Linked DNA regions of Homo sapiens: region 1 is linked to region 2. Evidence: chromatin contacts called from ENCODE Hi-C or POLR2A ChIA-PET data. All regions are on one chromosome and are shown on one strand. The core of a region is the stretch at or near the end of the contact, and the rest is flanking DNA. Distances in the headings are between cores, read along the strand shown.

Region 1 (5,943 bases), core at 2,495-4,994, 1.5 Mb after region 2:
AGGTGACTGGCAGAGGACAAGTTGGGGGACAGGGGACACCAGGGAAGGGCTGGACAGCCTGACCAGTGCCTGTCGCTGCAGATGTGGGACACAGCTGGTCAGGAGCGGTTCCGCAGTGTTACCCATGCCTACTACCGGGATGCTCATGGTGAGCCCCTGGGTACCTGGGCTGGTTGGGGCGGGGGTCTGAGCACCTGAGGGTGCAGGTGATGGTGGATGTCCTCACTGCCCTCTGTCCCCAGCTCTGCTGCTGCTCTACGATGTCACCAACAAGGCCTCCTTTGACAACATCCAGGTCAGTGGCTTTCCTGGTGGGGTGAAAGGGCCCTGATAGGGCCTGACCCATCCCAACCTCCTTCTGGTAGATGGCATCAGGGTTCCAAAGGACCCCGCTGAGAGAGGGGAGGGGGAAATGACAGCCTTCTGGGCTGGAGGTGGCCCAAGTGGACCTGAGTGCCATTCCAGCTCCCTCAGCAGGAGGCTTTGTGTAAGGGACCTGTAAGGTGGGCTTCTGTATGTGGTACACGGGGGGTTATCACTTCTAAAGACAGGTATCCTGGCCAGGCATGGCGGCTCACCTGAGGTCAGGAGTTCGAGACCAGCCTGGCCAACATGAGGAAACCCCATCTCTACTAAAAATACAAAAATTAGCCGGGCGTTTTGGCACACACCTGTAATCCCAGCTACTCAGGAGACTGAGGTTGCAGTGAGCCAAGACTGTGCTACGGCACTCCAGCCTGGACAACAGAGCAAAACTGTCTCAAAAAAATAAAATGGGCTGGGCATGGTGGCTCACACCTGTAATCCCACCACCTTGGGAGGCTGAGGTGGGCGGATCACGAGGTCAGGAGTTGGAGACCAGCCTGATCAACATGGTGAAACCCCGTCTCTACTAAAGATACAAAAAATTAGCTGGGCGTGGTGGTGCGTAACTGTAATCCCAGTCACTTGGGAGGCTGAACCCTCCCAAGGTTCTCTGAACCCCAGGAGAATAGCTTGAACCCAGGAGATGGAGACTGCAGTGAGTCGAGATGGAGCCATTGCACTCCAGCCTGGGAAACAGGGCGAGACTCTTGTCTCAAAAAAAAAAAAAAAAAAAAAAAGATAAAGACAGGTGCCCTCTACAGTGTGACCTGGAGGGCCAAAGTTCTGGGGCATGGGGCAAGCCATGCAGGGAGCCCCAGCCTGGTCTGCTGCCTCCCACAGGCCTGGCTGACCGAGATCCACGAGTACGCCCAGCACGACGTGGCGCTCATGCTGCTGGGGAACAAGGTGGGAGGCCCGGCTGTCCTCACCTGGGCCACAGGGCAGGGCAGGTGAGGGGGCAGGGGCCAACCATGGGCCAGCTTTCACCAAGACCCTGTGCCTGGGCCAGGTGGACTCTGCCCATGAGCGTGTGGTGAAGAGGGAGGACGGGGAGAAGCTGGCCAAGGTGAGTCAGGGCAGGGGGGTGGTGAGGGGGTGCCCCTGGAGGCTGCGAGCCTAGGCTGTCCCCGCCAGGCCACCACCTGGCTGGCAGCAGCTGTTTACAGGAGTATGGACTGCCCTTCATGGAGACCAGCGCCAAGACGGGCCTCAACGTGGACTTGGCCTTCACAGCCATAGCAAAGTAAGTCCTGCCAGTCACCAGGACTCCCCCAGCCCAGGGCCTGAATCCTCATTAGAGTCCAGGCCATCGTGTCCCCTTGTCACCCCCACTCCGCAGGGAGTTGAAGCAGCGCTCCATGAAGGCTCCCAGCGAGCCGCGCTTCCGGCTGCATGATTACGTTAAGAGGGAGGGTCGAGGGGCCTCCTGCTGCCGCCCTTGAACCTGGCTGAGCTCAGTCCTCTGGAGGAAGCCGTCCAGTCCCTAGAAGGCTGGACAGAGGGTCTCCAGGCCCTTCTGACTTTGTTGCCCAGTGGCCAACGCCCGAGTGTCTGTTTTCAGGAGCCCCAGGTCAAGCCTTGTCCCTTCCTCCTCCCAGCAACAGTCCCAACAAGCAGGCTTCTGAGAGCCCGTGGCCGCACACTGGCCGCCACGGAAAAGCAGTCTTCTGCACGGGACGGGGAGCGGCAAGTGGACAGACTTTGCCACGGTGCTCTGCTGCCCCCTCCTGGGCACGTCCAGGTGAGGGAGGGCTGGGGCTGGCACCACGCACAGTGCCTAACCCTAGAAAAGCCATGTCTTCAGCCGCACATGCTCAGGCAGCTAAGGGAGGACGCCTGCCCACGCCTGGGACAGAAGGCTTCACTGCTAATCACATCGTGCATCTGTGTGTCCTGGGAGCTGCCTGCTCCCGGCCCACCCTCTAGGAGGCTCTGGCTCAAACAGCAATAGGGTCTTCCTCACTGACCTTGGAGGATGCCTGTGGCCTTGTGATAAAATGTGGGAAATCACAGAAAACACCAGAAACAACAACTGCCAGCCCGGCCTGGCCACAGGTGAGGTCTGTGATTTCCGAGCACGCTCCACCTTGCACTCAACTTGGCCTTTTGATTGCACAAGCCTTTGTTTTCAGTCCTAGTGAATAAAGTTGTGTTTTCTGGAGCGTCTGTCTCATCTGTTGAAAAAAATCCACTTCTAGAGCAGGATGCTGGAGTTTGAGAGACTCAGCAAGGCCCAGAACCCTCAGCAGGTGTGTGGCTACCATTCCTCCATGGCCCATGGCTGCCTCCCTAAGGAGGCACATGGGAACCCTAGGTGGTGTCAACTTCCCTCCACAAATCTCAAAAGCCTTTTTGGACTCACCCTGGGGCAAAAGGCATGAAAAACAGTATTTGACTGGGCGTGGTGGCTCACACCTGTGATCCCAGCACTTTGGGAGGCTGAGGTGGGCAGATCACCTGAGGTCAGGAGTTTGAGACCAGCCTAACACGGAGAAACCCCGTCTCTACTAAAAATACAAAATTAGCCGGGCGTGGTGGTGGGCGCCTGTAATTCCAGCCATTTGGGAGGCTCAGGCAGGAAAATCGCTTGAGGTGGAGGTTGTGCCATCGCACTCCCGCCTGGGAAACGAGCAAAACTCCGTCTCAAAAAAAAAAAAAAAAAATCACGGGCAGAAATGGAGAAGGCAATCCCAAGAGATGAAAAGTCACTGGTAACGAGCTTCCGTTTTCATGTCTGTACCCTTTTCCAAGATTGCCTGTGGATCAGCCAGACCTCTGGGGTGCCAGAATAGGAAAATAAAGACACTTGAGAGAAAACCGAATCAACTCACTACCTTTCTTTATTGCTAAGCACTTCAATAGACACAGCGCCCACCTTACCGCTAGGCCCTCCGGATTGAGGTTTACTTAGGTTCAAAACTTGCAGCCGGCTCGCGACGAAACCTGAAAGTCAGCGCCAAAATACAGACATTAAGTCCCCACTCCTTCGTTTCGGGCAACACCTGTTTCCACTCTCAGCTCCCCGTCAGGAGTGCGCACCCTCAAGCCTCAGTCTTGCTAAATAATCAGACTGCACGTGCAGTTTTCATACGAGGTGTCAGAAGTCAAAGCAATTCATCACAGACTGGGAGAATAAGGGAACCCAAGCCCGGCCCAGTCTTACCTGCAGGTAGCTGAGGGCCTGAGATTCGGGAAGAAACCTTTAAACGCTAAGGGACAAAGTGGTGCGTAGGCCAGGCCTGGACGCCCAGGGACCTGGCCGGCCTGCAGCGTTCGGACGGCCCTCAAAGCCACGCTCGTGGCTCAGTTCGTCCCAAGATCGTAGCACATGGCGAACGTATTAACAAACCTCTTCCCCCTCGGACTCGACCCCGAAAAGACAGGGGCGGGCGAGGCTCAAGCTTTTATAGAAACTGTCCCACCTCTGTCATTGGGCTATCCTGGCGGAAGTGCCCGCCTTCCCCCGCCGCTGGTACGCTCCGCTCCCTGCCGCGTTGTTTCCACCAATCGTACCGTGGCATTTCTTTTGGAGACGGTCTCTCAGACCCAGACCCGAAGCTCCTCCCTTATGCAGAGTCCGTGAAGCCTAACGGTGAGTGACGGATGAACAAAGCCAATCAGACTTCGATCTGCAACATAGAGTGATTCTGAAGCTGCCATTCCCGCCCCGCGACGACGAGGCCGCCGGAAGTCGTAGTTTCGGAAGTGCGGCGCGTGAGGCAGCCGTCCGGGCCCGGAGAGGCGGGGAACTACACGTCCCGGCGGGCGCAGCGGCCTGGCGCTTCCGGCTCGCGCGTCTAGTCCCTTTCCCGGCCGGCGGCCGAGGGGGCATCATGAAGCGGGCTGGCGGCGCTGCCGCTCCCGGGCGGCCGCGGGCGGGTGAGTGTCCCCGCGGCGCGCCCGACCCGGGGCTCGCGCCTCGGGACCGCGCGGTGGGGCGGGATCGGGCGCGTGGAGATCGAGGCGAGGCGAGGCGAGGCGAGGGGTCGGGCCGGGGCGGGGAGGGGGGGGCGGGGCTGAGACGGTCGGGGTCGGGGTCAGGGTCGGGGTCCGCGTCGCTGTCCGTCCGCCAGTCAGTAGTCCGTCCCTCGCTCCGTCCTGTTCTCGCGCAGTTCTTTACTCATTCCTTCTTCCTGCATTCCCCGAGACTCCCGGGTGCCAGGCACTGTTCTGGGCGCCGGGAGACCGCGGAGAACACGGTCCCAGTTCTCCTGTGCTCGGCGTCTGCTGCAGGGTTCCCCAACCTCCGCACCATCGACCACGCGGCCCGGGTCGCTTTTTGCTGCGAGGAGCTGCCCTGTACATTGTAGGATGTGGAACAGCTTGCCTGGCTCCTGGCCGCTAGATACCAGTAAACACCACCCCTTCCTCAATTGCGATAACAAATGTCTCCATGCATTGGCAAATGCCTCCTGCGGAACAACTCCCCCCATCCCCCATCTAGACAGACAGGGTGGTGGGATTGACAATAGGTAGTTAAAATCATGGGGAGCAGCGGTATGTGCTGTGAAAGAAAGAAAGAGGGTGCTGAAAAAGTGAGTACTGGCCGGGGGTAGGGGCGGCGCTACCGTTAGCCAAAGGCCTGTTGGAGAAGCAGCCAGTCCCAGGACATGCAGGAGGAGCATTCCAAGTAGAAAGAGCCAGATGTACATAGGCCTGGGGTGAGAAGGGGCCTGACGCACCCCAGCAAGCACTGGCAAGTGGAGAGGTGAAGTCGATGAGGCCGGACCAGGCTCACAGGGTGCATGGTGGGGTGGGGCGGGGGGGTTATTATGCTGGCAAATGACTTGGGGTTGAGGAAGCGCTGGAGAGGCGGTCCGATCTAGGTCCAGTAAAGAGCTTTCTAACTGTGTGTGGACCACAGACTTCAGAGTTCACTGGGGAAGCAGGAGAGAGGGAGGCTAGGCCATCGTCTCCTAGTCCCCACTGGGGTCCTGCTGTCAAGATACGGTTGTCTTGAGCCAGGCCAGAGTGGTCAGCTGGGGTTGAGTCTGGAGTCCAGGGGCAGGGGCCTGCTGGAGCCCACCCTGCTCTTGGGGGTGAGGGGCTGCTGGCTTGCTCAGGAATTTCATGCCGCCCAGCCTGTCTGCCCACCTTTCTCACTACCCCTCAGACCCCTTCCTGGGCACACACAGGCCCCCTAGCCCTCGCCAAGTGAGGAGCCTCCCTCTTCCTCATTCCTTCTCTTTGGGCCTCTCCCTTCCTAGACCCCTTCCCTGTGCCTCTCTGTTGCGAATATCCTGACTTCACTGTTCTGGGCATTCATAGTTCTCTGTGGAAGCCTCGGGCCCCGTGTCCTGAGGGGGAGCAGTGGTATGGGCAGCCTGGCCTAAGGAGGGGAGGGGCTGGGAGTCAGCACCCCAACCTGACGCCCCAACCTGAGGGTCTCTGGTGAAGTGACTTCCACCGTGGCCCACTGGGGCCAAGTGTTACGATATTTCTGGAAGTGAATGGAAAAGTTCAGGGTCTTTGGCACCCACCGAAAAGTGCCTTTGGCAGATTGAGTGGCGATTGGTGGGGCTCCTGCCCCTCTGTCTGCCTGTGTCCCCCACAAGGCTCCTAGCTCCTCCCGGGTCA
Region 2 (2,652 bases), core at 153-2,652:
CCTCTCCTGCCAGCCACTGACCTCACCAGCCCGGATGGTACACTCCAGGGGCCGTGCAGACGGTGGCAGGGCTGGGTATGTGTCCCGGAGCCAGGCCAGCGTGGTCTTGTTGGGGTGGAACTCTGGCGTCTTCTCAGGTGGGTAAAGGAACCAGCGCTGGGGGCATGAGCAGCAGTGTCACCCTTGCCCGTTTTGGTCAGCGAGTCCCAAGCCTCAACCCCCACCCCGTGCTGACCTTACGACCGTAGATCACTTCTGAGTACCCGGGTCCATGCCAGTGGAAGGGCACCCCCGAGCCAGCTCCTGTGGGGTTATGAGCACCTGGTGACCAACCCATTTTGTACTCACCGACAGAAGCCTCAGTCCTTCCCAGTCCCAAGAAGCACCCACCTGCGATTCCAAAGCTGTAAGCTGGAGCGGTTCCCAGCAGGCCAAATGGGGGTGGGGAGTAGTGCCGAAAGAGAGAGGCCCACTCGGTGAAGTTGTTGTCCCCGAAGAAGTACAGGGTGTCTGCCAACAGAGACGGCGGGGACAGGGATCCTGGCACCTGGAGACTCCAAGCGTCCCCACCCCCTACCGCCGCCTAGGGCTGCCTCACCATTGCCCAGGGAGGTGGGGTCCTGGGGGTGCAGCAGCTGCTCCACATACTCCTGGAAGGGCAAGTCCACTGCAGGAAAGAGACGGGTCAGGACCGTCTGGTCCAGCCGCCCCGGTGTTGGCAAATGGGCGGGCCCCAGGGGTGAGGCCGCGTACCTTTGTGGTAGGAGTAGGTGTTGGCGGTGCTCAGCCGGACCACTCTGTCCCCAAACGAAGCCAGCAACCTGTCGCGGGAGCACAGGGCCCGGAACCTCTGCGGGGGCGGGGAGGGGACTTAGTGGCCGGGCCCAGCACGGGCGAGAGTGGCCGGGGACGGACGGGCACGCGCTCACCGAGTTGTCCGTGAGTCCCTGCAGGATGACGGGCCTGACGAAGGCGTACCTGGAAAGAAGGGCAGAGTCGCGGCCAGGCCGGACCGCCAGCCTCGCCGCCCCAGCCCCACGCGTGCGCGCGAGGTCAGGGGAAGGCGGCCTTGGGCGGTCGGGGCAGACGGGCCGGTGAACAGGACGCGACCTCCGCGATCAGGGGCGCACGTACTGCTGCACGAACTCCGCGTAGGTGAGGTCGGCCCGACGCTCCACCGTGCAGCGCTCCTCCTCCGCCACGGCCCCCGGCCCGCCCGGGCGCCTGCGGGCACAGCTGGGTCAGCCCGCGCCCCGCCCGCCGCACGTGACCCCACCGCCCGGCCCCTCCCGGGCCGCTCACCACCCGCCGTCGCCCTCCGCCCCGGAGCCGGGTAGAGCCACAGCCGCCAGCGCCCAGAGCGCGAGCAACCGCGACGCCGGCGCCATGAGCCTGCCGCCCTCAGGCAGCCGCGCTGCACGCCGGGAACCTTGGGCCCATCCGCCAGCCATTGGCCGGCAGCTTCGTCGTCGTGGCAACGGCCGGGAACCGGGACGGACCCCGGAAGTGACCTCCTTTGGCCCGCCCCGGAAGAGGCCTCTACGGGAGGCACTGGGAAGGCCGCCCCGAGAGCGACTATGGGCGCCGCCGGTTACCATGGCGACAACCCCGCCGAAAGCCCCCGCCCGCCAGCTGCCCCGCGGGCCTACGGCGAGCCCGCCGCGCTATGGGGTGACACGCAGTGCCGACAGCGGCTCTACTTCCTTTATTGAGGTCTCAAGTTCCAGCCTCCGCCCGTCTCGGGCACAAGACCAGGCGGGGTTCTGCACGCGGCCGCCCGGGCAAGCCCAGCAGATGCCCCGTCAGGAGTACTCGCAGAGGTGGCCGCAGCCTGCGGGACAGTGGGAGCTGCCTTCCAGCCACTTCATGATGTGCTGCAGGTGGCCGCCGTGGCTGCAGCCCTGGCACCACACGAAGAGACCCTTGACTACGTGGTGGCAGACGGCACACATGCTGGCGCAGCGGTGGCACCTGGGGGCGGGCGGGAGGGAGGGTGCCTCAGCGGGGGCTGCTGCGCTGCCTGCAGGCCCCTGCCCCACCTCCCGACCCCACTGCCCCACCTGTCGCAGACCCAGCCCCGGCTGCTCATGGGCCGCTTGCAGTGGCTGCAGTTGACGTGCAGGGTGGTGGAGGCCTGGTTGAGGCAGCTGACGGCGCGGCTGGTGCTCAGCTTGACCACCTCGTTGGACACGTTCCAGAGGCGGAAGCGCTGCAGCAGGTCGATGTAGGAAGTGTACCAGTGCTCCTGGGGGAGGGAGCGCCCGGCAGTCAGGATCTGGGTGCCAGGGGCGGCGCTGCAGGGGGGAGGCCCCGCCCACCACACACCTGGGTCTGCTCGTCGATGTCCTTGCGCACCCGTTCACCCAGGACGATGAGCACAGACACAGCCATCTGCACGTCGCCCTGCTCAGCGTAGAAGTGCAGCATGTCGCGCACCAGCACGCCGAAGAAGTCGGGCGGCAGGCGGCTGTCGTAGAGCGCGTGTGAGACAGACAGGAGCGAGAAGGAGGAGTCCACGGGGGCCAGGGAGGCCACATCCGCCTCGCTGCCGCTCACGTGCGGGGAGTCGGCCTTGTCCTGCAGGTGCTCGGGCCCGGGAGGCGTGTCCACGATCTCGTGGCGCAGCGGAAAGGCCTCCTGCGGCAGCACGCA

What was found. Hi-C counts contacts between places; a loop is a spot of excess contacts on that map. ChIA-PET counts read pairs that join two places held with the same protein, here RNA polymerase II (POLR2A). Pooled maps may share reads with other maps.
Region 1: a map with no recorded cell type shows a loop between it and region 2 (13-fold over the local background). The contact joins the promoter of SNHG19 here to the promoter of JMJD8 in region 2. A Hi-C loop is called at or near these places in 1 of 37 single-sample maps with no recorded cell type and 7 of 50 pooled maps. POLR2A ChIA-PET finds 5 or more read pairs at or near these places in 1 of 52 experiments (activated naive CD4-positive, alpha-beta T cell).

What each region holds. Positions count from the first base shown.
Region 1 is chr16:2,151,614-2,157,556 of GRCh38, forward strand. SNHG19 (small nucleolar RNA host gene 19) reads right to left here and starts at 3,745. Exons shown (of 2, transcript NR_132114.1): 1 at 3,530-3,745; 2 at 3,169-3,309. RAB26 (RAB26, member RAS oncogene family) reads left to right here. Exons shown (of 9, transcript NM_014353.5): 4 at 82-148; 5 at 243-295; 6 at 1,207-1,272; 7 at 1,376-1,432; 8 at 1,533-1,609; 9 at 1,706-2,552. The coding sequence ends at 1,808. It overlaps TRAF7 (TNF receptor associated factor 7), which reads left to right and starts at 4,169. Exons shown (of 21, transcript NM_032271.3): 1 at 4,169-4,245. SNORD60 (small nucleolar RNA, C/D box 60) reads right to left here and starts at 3,492; the gene lies at 3,410-3,492. RefSeq lists enhancers at 3,534-3,733, 4,604-4,703, 4,714-4,853, 4,777-5,358, 5,359-5,942 and 1 more and a silencer at 4,214-4,303.
Region 2 is chr16:682,932-685,583 of GRCh38, forward strand. It overlaps JMJD8 (jumonji domain containing 8), which reads right to left and starts at 1,403. Exons shown (of 9, transcript NM_001005920.4): 1 at 1,303-1,403; 2 at 1,135-1,224; 3 at 930-978; 4 at 754-850; 5 at 599-667; 6 at 391-510; 7 at 236-303; 8 at 22-156. The coding sequence starts at 1,388. WDR24 (WD repeat domain 24) reads right to left here. Exons shown (of 9, transcript NM_032259.4): 7 at 2,326-2,652; 8 at 2,061-2,245; 9 at 1,691-1,971. The coding sequence ends at 1,803. RefSeq lists a silencer at 1,073-1,382 and an enhancer at 1,783-1,832.